2 separate regions of the Mus musculus genome follow, and region 2 is linked to region 1. The links are chromatin loops, found by intact Hi-C in ENCODE. Cell type or tissue: gastrocnemius. All regions are shown on one strand.

Evidence for each region. A loop is a pair of places that touch in the nucleus more often than their neighbours do. Peaks named below come from ENCODE experiments on the same cell type or tissue, not always from the same donor. Only the 100,000 strongest peaks of a DNase experiment are listed, where the experiment ranks them.
Region 2: a loop joins it to region 1, with 6 times the contacts of the local background. A loop is called at or near these places in 25 of 42 quality-filtered maps.

What each region holds. Positions count from the first base shown.
Region 1 is chr6:85,151,177-85,156,176 of GRCm38, forward strand. It overlaps the pseudogene Spr-ps1. Among named protein-coding and RNA genes, the nearest start is that of Gm33200, 12 kb to the right of the region's middle. In gastrocnemius, CTCF peaks have their summits at 2,953 (motif pointing right) and 4,280; DNase peaks (open chromatin) are centred at 2,987, 3,882 and 4,189; H3K4me3 peaks cover 842 bases; H3K27ac peaks cover 599 bases.
Region 2 is chr6:85,395,290-85,400,289 of GRCm38, forward strand. No RefSeq gene overlaps it. Among named protein-coding and RNA genes, the nearest start is that of 4933423K11Rik, 23 kb to the left of the region's middle. In gastrocnemius, a CTCF peak has its summit at 2,100 (motif pointing left); DNase peaks (open chromatin) are centred at 2,093 and 4,612.

The sequences.
Region 1 (5,000 bases):
AGGGCTGGCACCACAGGCCTGAGAGCAAGAGAGCAGACCCAGCCCAGAGGCAGCCACAGTACTCAGGGGCCCAAACAGTGCAGGAGTTTGGGGATAGCTATCTCCTAGGATGCTGACCCCATGATAGAGCTGGCCCTACCATTAGTGTCCTTGTGGTAGTGTGAAAGAGAGAGAGGTATGTCTTCCATACTTAGCCCACACCATCTGCAGCAGGTAAGAGACCTGGCCCTGGGGTCATGGGAGCAGGAGAGCTGGCCCTGTCCTTTGCTGACTGCAGGACTTGGAAGAGCAATCCCTGCACCTCACCTGGCTAGCACAGCAGAGATGGACTGAGATGTGGGAATTGTGGGTGAGATGGCCCAGAGGGCATGAGTGTGGCTGCCTCTTGTCTGCTGTGCCTTGGCACGGCAAGGGAGAGACCCCTTCCCTTGTATTTGCCCTCACCATGGAGGCAGGAGGAGAGTTGGCTCCAAGAGGTCATGAGAGCAGGAGAGCTGGCCCTGCCCCTCACCCGGGCAGCACAGTAGAGCTGACCCTGATGGCAGGGCTACAGGGGAGCTGGCCCTGAGGATGTGCACATGGGAGAGCTAGCCCTGCCTCTCGTCTGTTATGCAGCAGTGACTACCACCCTAGTCCCTAGCCACCTAAAGCAGGCAAGAGAGCTCTGGGCTCATGAGAGAGGGAGAACTGTCTCTGCCTCTCCCAACCCTCCCACCTGCTGCTTGTCTGCTGGGCACTGGTAAGTAAGAGGCAGAGACACACACTCTGCCCCTCCGTCACCATCTGTGGCAGACAAGAAAGCTGGTCACAGGATTCTGAGTGGGAGAACTGGCCATGTCCCTAACTGGCTGCAGCACTCAGGGGCAGTCCCTGCACCTCACCTGGGCAGCAGGGTAGAGCTGGCACTGGTTGTGGGGGTTGAGGGTGAACTGGCCACATGGGCATGGATGCATGAGAGCCAGGAGGCTGACTGTCTCTGAGCCTCTCAGGCCCAGATGCAGGCTTTCAGTTGGTTCACCCCATCTATCCTATCAGTGAACTGCTGGAGTGCACTAAGAGGCTGGTTCTACAGACCCAATACTACAGGATTTCCATGACTCAGGGAAAGACCAGCATATCCAAGAAGAGTTCCAGTGACGTTCCATTATTGAGTAGCACAAGTCAGAGGCTCCATACTGGACGAACAAGTCATTGCAATGAACATTTACAAGCAAAGAAGTGTGGACAAAAAAGAATATTATGGGCACACTGATGCACTACAGCTCCCAAGAGATGTTTTTTCTGTATTGCTGGGAAAGGATGCAAGAGTGGAGGACAGGTACAAGGGGAAGGGGAGATGAGTGGGATTGGGGTAGATGATGTGAATGAAGTTCACAAAAAAAAACAATAAAAATTTAAAAATCTAAATAAAGAAAACACAACATAACAAAAAAAACGCCATTTAAACAATGGGATTTTATTTCCATTATAGAAGACATTACCATGATTAAGGGGTGCAGAAGGTTAACATTAGAAGAACTGATCCAGGCGGCCTTCCTTTCTCCTCAGTGCAGGGCCATCTGCCTTGGCTTCTCGGAGGTGCCTGGTCCCATGCTGCATGGAAGTGAGACATCCAGGTGACCCACAGGGCTGACAAAGCTGGGATCTCATTGCCAGGCCACCAATTGGAAACTACTCAGTAGTAATGAGACTCCCCCAATGTGGGAAGCCGCCCTCACATTCGCCGTTGCAAGATGGCGCTGACATCCTGTGTTCTAAGTGGTAAACAAATAATCTGCGCATGTGCCAAGGGTAGTTCTCCACCCCATGTGCTCTGCCCTCCCCGTGATGACAACTCGGCCGATGGGCTGCAGCCAATCAGGGAGTGACACGTCCTAGGCGGAGGATAATTCTCCTTAAAAAGGGATGGGGTTTCGCCATTCTCTCTCTTGCTCTGGCTCTTGCTCTCTTGCACTCTTGCACTCTTGCGCTCTTGCGCTCTGGCTCCTAAAGATGTAAGCAATAGAGCTCTTGCTCTCTTGCTCTCTGGCTCCTGAAGATGTAAGCAATAAAGCTTTGCCGCAGAAGATTCCGGTTTGTTGCGTTCTTCCTGGCCGGTCGCGAGAACGCGTGTAAGACCCCAAACCATCCAGCATCCATGGAAGAACTTCCTGGAGTTCTCAGCATTATCACCCTGCCTGAGTCTTCTAAGTCTTACCCACCAGGATGCTCCTGCAGAAAGGAGGTCAGGCCTTGCAAAGGGCCACCTGGGGCTTAAGTCGACTGTGGACTTCTTCATCAGTATATTTAGTATGCATGCATGTGCACTCTCACATGATATATTTAACTTGTGTTCTTGTCCATGTGTGTCCTTGTGCACATGCACATGTGTGCTCAACTTTATATGTGCATTGTTCACATCTACACATGTACAAATGTCAATTCACAGATGCTGAACACCTGGACTTTTAGACACAGGCATCCGAAAGGCCATTGAACTTGAAATGCACCTGGCACACGCCTTTAACCAGGAGGAAGAGGAGGGGATGGGTCTTAGTGAGTTCTGGGCCAGCCTGGTCTACAGAGTGAGTTACAGGATAGTCAGAGCTCAATATAGAAACACTGTCTCAAAAAAAAAACATGAAAAAAGGGAAGTGTATATGTCTCCATCTTCAAGTGCTGAGTCTTCTCTGCACTCTGGGGAATAAACTCAGATCTCACATGGGAAGCAGGCACTGTAAGCACAGAAAAGGTCATTATGCCAGCCTTCTTGTGCTTCTAAATCTCTCCCACTCTTGACTTGCAGCCCAGCCAACTCTCATTGAGGACCCGAGGACCAGGAACAGCAAGGTGTCTATGCGACTTCTTCCAGGGACCTTTCCCTGGGCAGCCCAAGTATGAATGGTATTTTGTTCCTTTATTATGGCGTGCATAGAAAAAAGGAAGGACAGGGTGTTGCTACAGAGCGGCCAGAAGGGGGCAGGATAACATCAGTTTATAACTACTGCAGAGCCAAAAGATTGGAACTTGAGAGGGGTGCCCTCTGATGGTTGGCTTCCCAGTCCGCCCTAGCTAAGAACTGCCTAGTCCTACCACTTGAACTTTCTGAAACAAAGAGGAGCTAGCCGCTAGCCTGCTTGCCTGTAATTCCGATGGACTCTAGCTCACCTCAGACTAAAAATGGATCAAAGCAATCTCTATGTCTTTCTCTCCTGTCCTCCTCAGACATCTCCAGAGAGCTGGGATATTTTTCTTTCCCATTTGAGATTATGAAGTTGTTTCTAGAGTGCATGACACAGGTTGAAGGATAAGTACACAGGTCCCAAGGAACCAAGCGTTTTCACTGACAGTGATGAGTCTTGTTCGTGAGATTGTTGTGATTCTCAGCCTTTCTCTTCCCCTGTGTGTGCTCTTCATTTTCTGGTTCTGTCTGCCTAGCACCTCCTGGGGAAGCTGCTGTGCTTTTCCAGAGAAGGCTTCTGTTAATCAGAGTGCAAAGGGACCACAAGCTCTACGCAGGCAAGGACTTCATCCAAGACTGTCACTGGTCTCTAACTGGTATGTCCTGTATGGATAAAGACAAACCAACCCTGGAGGGGGAAGCTGATCCTGGAACAGGGTGGAAATTGAGAAAGGGGCTGAACTTATGGGAGTGGCGTTCAAGGGGAACTTAGAAGCACTAGGAAGGGGACTGGGATTTCCTGCTGAGCCATGGCTCCCTGGCTATTCGTCACTTTTTTCACCCAAACACGAGTGGATGCTGGCCTGAACTTCCACTGTCCAAAGCCAAGGATAGGCTCCGCCCCACGCTGGTTAGGTAGCAGCCCATGAAGTTGAGCTCCAGACAAAGAGTGTGGCAGGCTGGGAAGCGCTGTGTGCGTGCTGACCGGGGCCTCCTGGGGCTTTTGTCCCGCCCTGGCCCCGCAGCTAGCCCGGTTGCAGTTACCGGGTTCGGTGATGCTCCTAAACGCACGCTGTGAGTTCGTGCTGTGGCAACTGAAGGAGGAGCTGGGCTCGCAGCAGCCGGGCCTGCACCCGCTCCACACACCACTCTGGCAGCTGCGGGCACCGAGGCCGGCATGCAGCGGTTGCCTCTGAGCGCGATGCTGAGCTCCCGAGGCCCGAGGGGCTGCAGCGCCTGCTGCTCATCAACAACGCAGGTGAGACTCCGGTCCAGACCCCGGCTGCGAGCTCTCACCTCATCGCCTTTTGGGTAAGAGGAGGGCAAGTTCGCAAAAGTCCAAAGTCCAAGAGGGTGTACCAGTGTCACTGATGAGTGACAGTGCCTCCTGGCGGGTGTGTGAGTCAAGACTTTTTGAACAAATCTCTCTGCTTTACTAAAGAGCATTCAGGAGTAGTCTTAGCTTGCATTAGGGGTGTCTGCAGAGCTGGGGCAGAGGGATAGCAAACGCCTATGGGGAGGAACTGAGGAAGGCTGAGGAAGAAGAGCGCCCCAGTTGTGCCATTTCTTTGGTCCTGTTTTTTTTTTGTTGTTGTTGTTTGTTTTTGTTTTTGTTTTTCAGCCACTCTTGGGGATGTTTCCAAAGGCTTCCTCAACGTGAATGACCTAGCTGAGGTGAACAACTACTGGGCTCTGAACCTGACCTCCATGTTCTGTTTGACCTCCGGCACCTTGAATGCCTTCCGGGATAGCCCTGGCCTGAGCAAGACTGTGGTTAACATCTCATCTCTGTGTGCCCTGCAGCCCTACAAGGGCTGGGGTCTGTACTGTGCGGGGAAGGCTGCCCGAGACATGCTCTACCAGGTCCTGGCTGCTGAGGAACTGAGTGTGCGGGTGCTGAGCTATGCTCCAGGTAGGTGGGTGCTCCTGACAGTGCTGTCCCTAGACTTAGCTGGTACCTTTCTGCCACACCACCTCCAATAGGATCTGTGTGACAAGTGCCACAGAGTGAGGAGATTGACCTCAAAATGGGGAGGCCTCCTGGAAGCCATTATGGAACTCTTTGCCGGAGAAAAAATTATTGAGCTGTAGTTCTCATGGTGATCTATCTGTTTTGTTT
Region 2 (5,000 bases), 240 kb after region 1:
GAAAAAGAAAAACGAATTATGACATCTTGGCCTCAGATCCTAAAATAGAGTTGGGTGATTTTTTCATGGGATTCTCCATCAAGGAGATCCAATTCTAGTTAAAGCTGAAGTGCCCTCAGCAAGAATACAGGACGGAGGAACCTCCCTGTGCACTATCTTTCCCTGTACCATCATGCCTGGCTTTTTGTTGTGGTAAGATTTGTGTATGAGTGTTTGCCTGAATGTATTCTCACCATGTGTGTGCAGTGCTTTGAAGAAGCCAGAAGAGGGCACCAGATCCCCTGGGACTGGAGTTACAGAGGGTTGTAAGCTATCATGGGGCTACTGGGAATTGAACCCTGGTCCTCTAGAGGAGCCAGCTCTCTAGCCTTGGTAATTTTTGTTGAAATTAAGACATGCAGATGGGTGTGGTGGCACACACCTTTAATCCCAGCACTCAGGAGGCAGAGGCAGGCGGATTTCTGAGTTCAAGGCCAGCCTGGTCTACAAAGTGAGTTCTAGGACAGCCAGGGCTATACAGAGAAACTCTATCACGAAAAACAAAACAAACACACAAAAAAATTAAGACATGCAGGGTTCATATTTAAACAAAGACAGAGTCAGCTTTCCACCATTGTGTTTCTATCTTGAGGCCCTTATAAAGCTGTACTGTAAATGTTTAGGGGGCAGTTTTCAGTCAGGTATCCAAGTAGATACCATCATTGTCTTAATGTGCCCGAGGTGCAGATGTGTGGCAGAGACCCTTATTAGCCAAGGACTTCCAGGAGCCAGTGCACAGAGAAGGCCTTCAGTCAGATCTGACAGAAGCTGAGGACTTCCAGGAGGAGGGGGGTAGCTTTGGTGCAGGTGTGGCAGTTAGGATGGAGCCTGGAGGAGGCGAAGAGCACACAGCGCACAGCGCACAGCGCACAGCGCACAGCGCACAGCGCACAGCACACAGCACACAGCGTACTTGGTGAGGCCCAGAGTCACAGAGAGGATAGGTCTGGTTCAGAGGTCAGGGATGAAAAGCCTGGCTAGGGTTGAGGGGGCAGGTCTGGGGGCAGCAGTTGGGATACCAGGGCAGTGGGTGCCTCACCAGGCATGGTTTATCATCCCCATCGAAAGCCACCTGCCACTTTCTCAGGTCCAGCACCAGCCAGTTGCGTGCCCCAGGGAGCGTGGGAATGGAACCCAGCTTCACTTACTCTGCGGTTAACGGACCTGTCCCACACTCCTCTGCACGTCCAGAACAGAGAGCAGGGTAGGAACCGCTCCAAGTGCTGTCTGTCTGCTGGGCTTAGCTCTGGATTCACCTCAGTTTTGTTTTGTTTTTCTTTTTATTTTTTTAATATTTATTTATTTATTCTATGTAAGTACACTGTAGCTGTCCTCAGACACTCCAGAAGAGGGAGTCAGATCTCCTTACAGATGGTTGTGAGCCACCATGTGGTTGCTGGGATTTGAACTCAGGACCTTCGGAAGAGCAGTTGGGTGCTCTTACCTGCTGAGCCATCTCACCAGCCCTTTGTTTTTCTTTTTAAAACATTTCCTCAAGGGAAAGAGCTATCATTATTACCTAAGTTCGTTTGTAATTGAGGAATCAGACACTGAGTGGTTAAGGAACTTGCCTAAGGCCACATAGTTGCTGAAGATATGAGTTTTGAAACTAGGTACCCTCTGCTTCCATATCATTCCTCTACACCAGTGGGAGAGATCCAGACCCTCTCGGAATTACTGAGTTCTTTTTACCTCAATCCCCATCCCCATTCTATTTGGATACAATAAAGCGTCTCATTTCAAGAGCCAATTGGACTTGTAGAGTGGAGAGGTCAGCAGTAGGTTAAATTTTGGTTCCTAAATGGTTTAAAAGATAAACTTCCCAGGGCATCATGAGATACTTGTAAACTGTAATCCCAGACTAGGGGAGGCTGAGCCAGTCTGGGCTTCCAAGCCATACCCTATCTTAAGTCACACTTATCATCATCACCCCTCCCACCCACCCCACCCCTCTCCATCATCACCCACCTACCCCCACCTCCTCACCTCCCATCCACCCTGTCATCTGAGCTGAACCTGTAATAGGGGCAAGTGTATCGAGGCTGCCACCCAGTGGTTGAGTCCTGAAGGACAGCTCCCTGCTTCTTTGGGGACTTGGACAGAAACAATTGGATCTATTTATAAGATTACAATCTGCCAGGTAGTGGTAGCACATGCCTTTAATCCCAGCACTTGGGAGGCAGAGGCAGGTGGATTTCTGAGTTCAAGGCCAGCCTGGTCTACAGAGTGAGTTCCAGGACAGCCAGGGCTACACAGAGAAACCCTGTCGAGAGAGAGAAGAGGAGAGGAGAGGAGAGGAGAGGAGAGGAGAGGAGAGGAGAGGAGAGGAGAGGAGAGGAGAGGAGAGGAGAGGAGAGGAGAGGAGAGGAGCCCCTGCCCAGGAAATGGTCCTTCCCATCATTAAGATGGAGCATCCCACATTGATTAATGCAATCAAGACCCCCCCCCACCAACCCCCAGCATACCCAGAAGCCCATCCTCTAAGTGACGCTAAATCAGCAATTCTCAACCTTCCTAACACTGAGACACTTTAATACAATTCACTATATTGTGGTGACCCTCAACCATAAAATTGTTCTTGTTGCTACTTCATAGCAGTAATTTTGCTACGGTTATGAATCACAATCTAAATATCTGTGCTTTCCAGTGGTCTTAGGAGAGCCCTGTGAAAGGGCTGTTTTACCCCCACCTTGGGGTCTCAAGTGCCAGGCTGAGAAAAGCTGTCGTGGGTTCTGCCAGTTAATACCATGTGATTGTATAGCCAAGGCTGATCTTGGACTTCTCCTCTCCTGTCTTTACTTCCCAACAGCTGGAATCACAGATGTTAGTCATGCCAGGAAAAATGTGTTTTAAGGGGAAAATTAGAAATGAGAGCGACTGAGGACTGAAGACATAACTCATGGGTTAAGTGTACCTATTACAGCTCTTGTAGGGGACCCCAGCACCCACATGGCCATTCACAACCATCCACAAGTCCAGTTCCAGGGGACCTGACATCCTCTTCTGGCTTCCACCAGGCATGCATGTGGGTCACAGACATACATTCAGGCAAAGCACTCAAACACATAAAAAAAAGTAAAGAAATAAAAAGTTTGTTTAAAGAAAGAAGTGATAGAAATGTCCATGGTGACTCATACCTGTAATCCCAGAATTCAGGAGCTAGAGATGGGCCAGTCTGGGGTACACGAAACCCTGTCTCAGAAACAGGAAAAAACAAAAACAAAATGCCAGGGCCCTGGTCTGTCTGTACTGGATGAAAACATCCTTTTGTGGGCCGTTGGATGCTTGGCTGCAGTGTACATGTGTATAATGGGAACTTATTTTGAGTTGAAATAAATATTGAAAAATGCAGATTCAAAAACCTTAACTCCCCCAAGCTAAGGATCTATTTATTTGTTTATTTTATGTGCACAATTGGTTTTGCTTATATTTATTATGTGTGCTGTGTGCATGCAGTGCCCCTGGAAGCCAAAAGAGGTTGTCAGATCCCCTGGAACTGGACTTAGGGTTGTGAGTTGTCCTGTGGGTTCTGGGAACTGAATCCGGGTCCTTGCAGGGCCACCTAGTGTTTATTCAGAGACACCTCTCCATGGCTCTAAGTTGCCATCTTCCATTCTGTCTTTTCAGGAATTCTTCACTGCTGTTTTTAAAGGTTAGTTTTGTGTGTTTTTAATTTTTTTCATGACGTTAATGTATCTGTGTATATGCATGAATTCATGCCTGCCACAGTGTGTGTGTGTGTGTGTGTGTGTGTGTGTGTGTGTGTGTAAGCCAGACAACAGCTTCCAGGAGCCAAGTCTCTCCTCCCGTCATAAAGGTTCCAGGGATTGAACTCGGGTCACAGGGCAGCAGGTACTTTACCTGCCAGGCATCTCTGCAGCCCAGCCTTTTTTCCTCCTCCACTTTACAGTCTCTTAGGGATGCTTTTCTTGTCCACACATAAATGGTCTTATTCTTTCTTTGTTTTGTTTTTTGTTTTTTGTTTTTTGTTTTTTTGTTTTTTTGTTTTTTGTTTTTGTTTTTGTTTTGTTTTTTTTTTGAAGCAGGGTCTCATGTAGCTCAGGCGGACTTCGAACTTCATATTTAGCCAAGGAAAAGTTTGAGCTCCTAAGTCTCCTGCTTCCATTTCCCCTTCTACTGGGGCTATAGCCCTGTGCCACCCATGGTCAGCAATCCGTTCTTTTTGAGGGCTGAGTGATATTCCACAGTATGAATGATCCACATCATTGAGCTTATCCCTATAGACTCCTTGTCTGATTTGCCTGGCAGGGAGAGTGCCCCTGCTCCTACACCACATGTAGAAAGAAGTTCCTTTTCCTTTCCCTGTAGTGGGGTATGGGAAAGATGAAGGTGGGGGATGGTAAAACAGAAGCCAATGGAAAAGCTCTAGAAGGTTCCATCACCTCTTGGTGGCTCTCTGCTCCCTTATCGAATGCCCCCACTATCCTTCCTTTGCCCACTGAACTCCCAAGAGCTGGGAAACCTCCCAGCTCCTCCCAGCAGCGTCTCCTCCTGGCCTAGGCCAGGCCCTGAGCTGGCAGCAGCCTCCGCCTGGCAGGAGGGCCCCTCCAGGAAGGGGAGCCTGAGCCCAGAATGCTTAGCAACACTCTGAGTTAATTATTTAATTGGGTGAAACACCCATTAGGGAGGATTCTCACTTCTCAGACAGCCTGTGAGTAAACATGTCGAGAAGAGTGAGGTGTCCGTGAAAGCTGTCACTCACCCTGGCTCCTCCCCCACCCCACATTCTCCAGCTGAGGAGGAGACCCTGGAGGATTCTGCCCAGATGTTTCTGCAGGCAGGACCAGGCTAGGCTGGCCAGAGAGGCCTCTGAAACAAACAAACTGTGGCCTCTAGAGGTGGGAGGCTGTGGCTAGGGAGCTGCAGCCAGCCTTGTAGCAGGAGGTAAGAAGCTCTCAGGAATGCCTCTTCAGTCAGGTAGCTGAGATGAAGAGGATGAG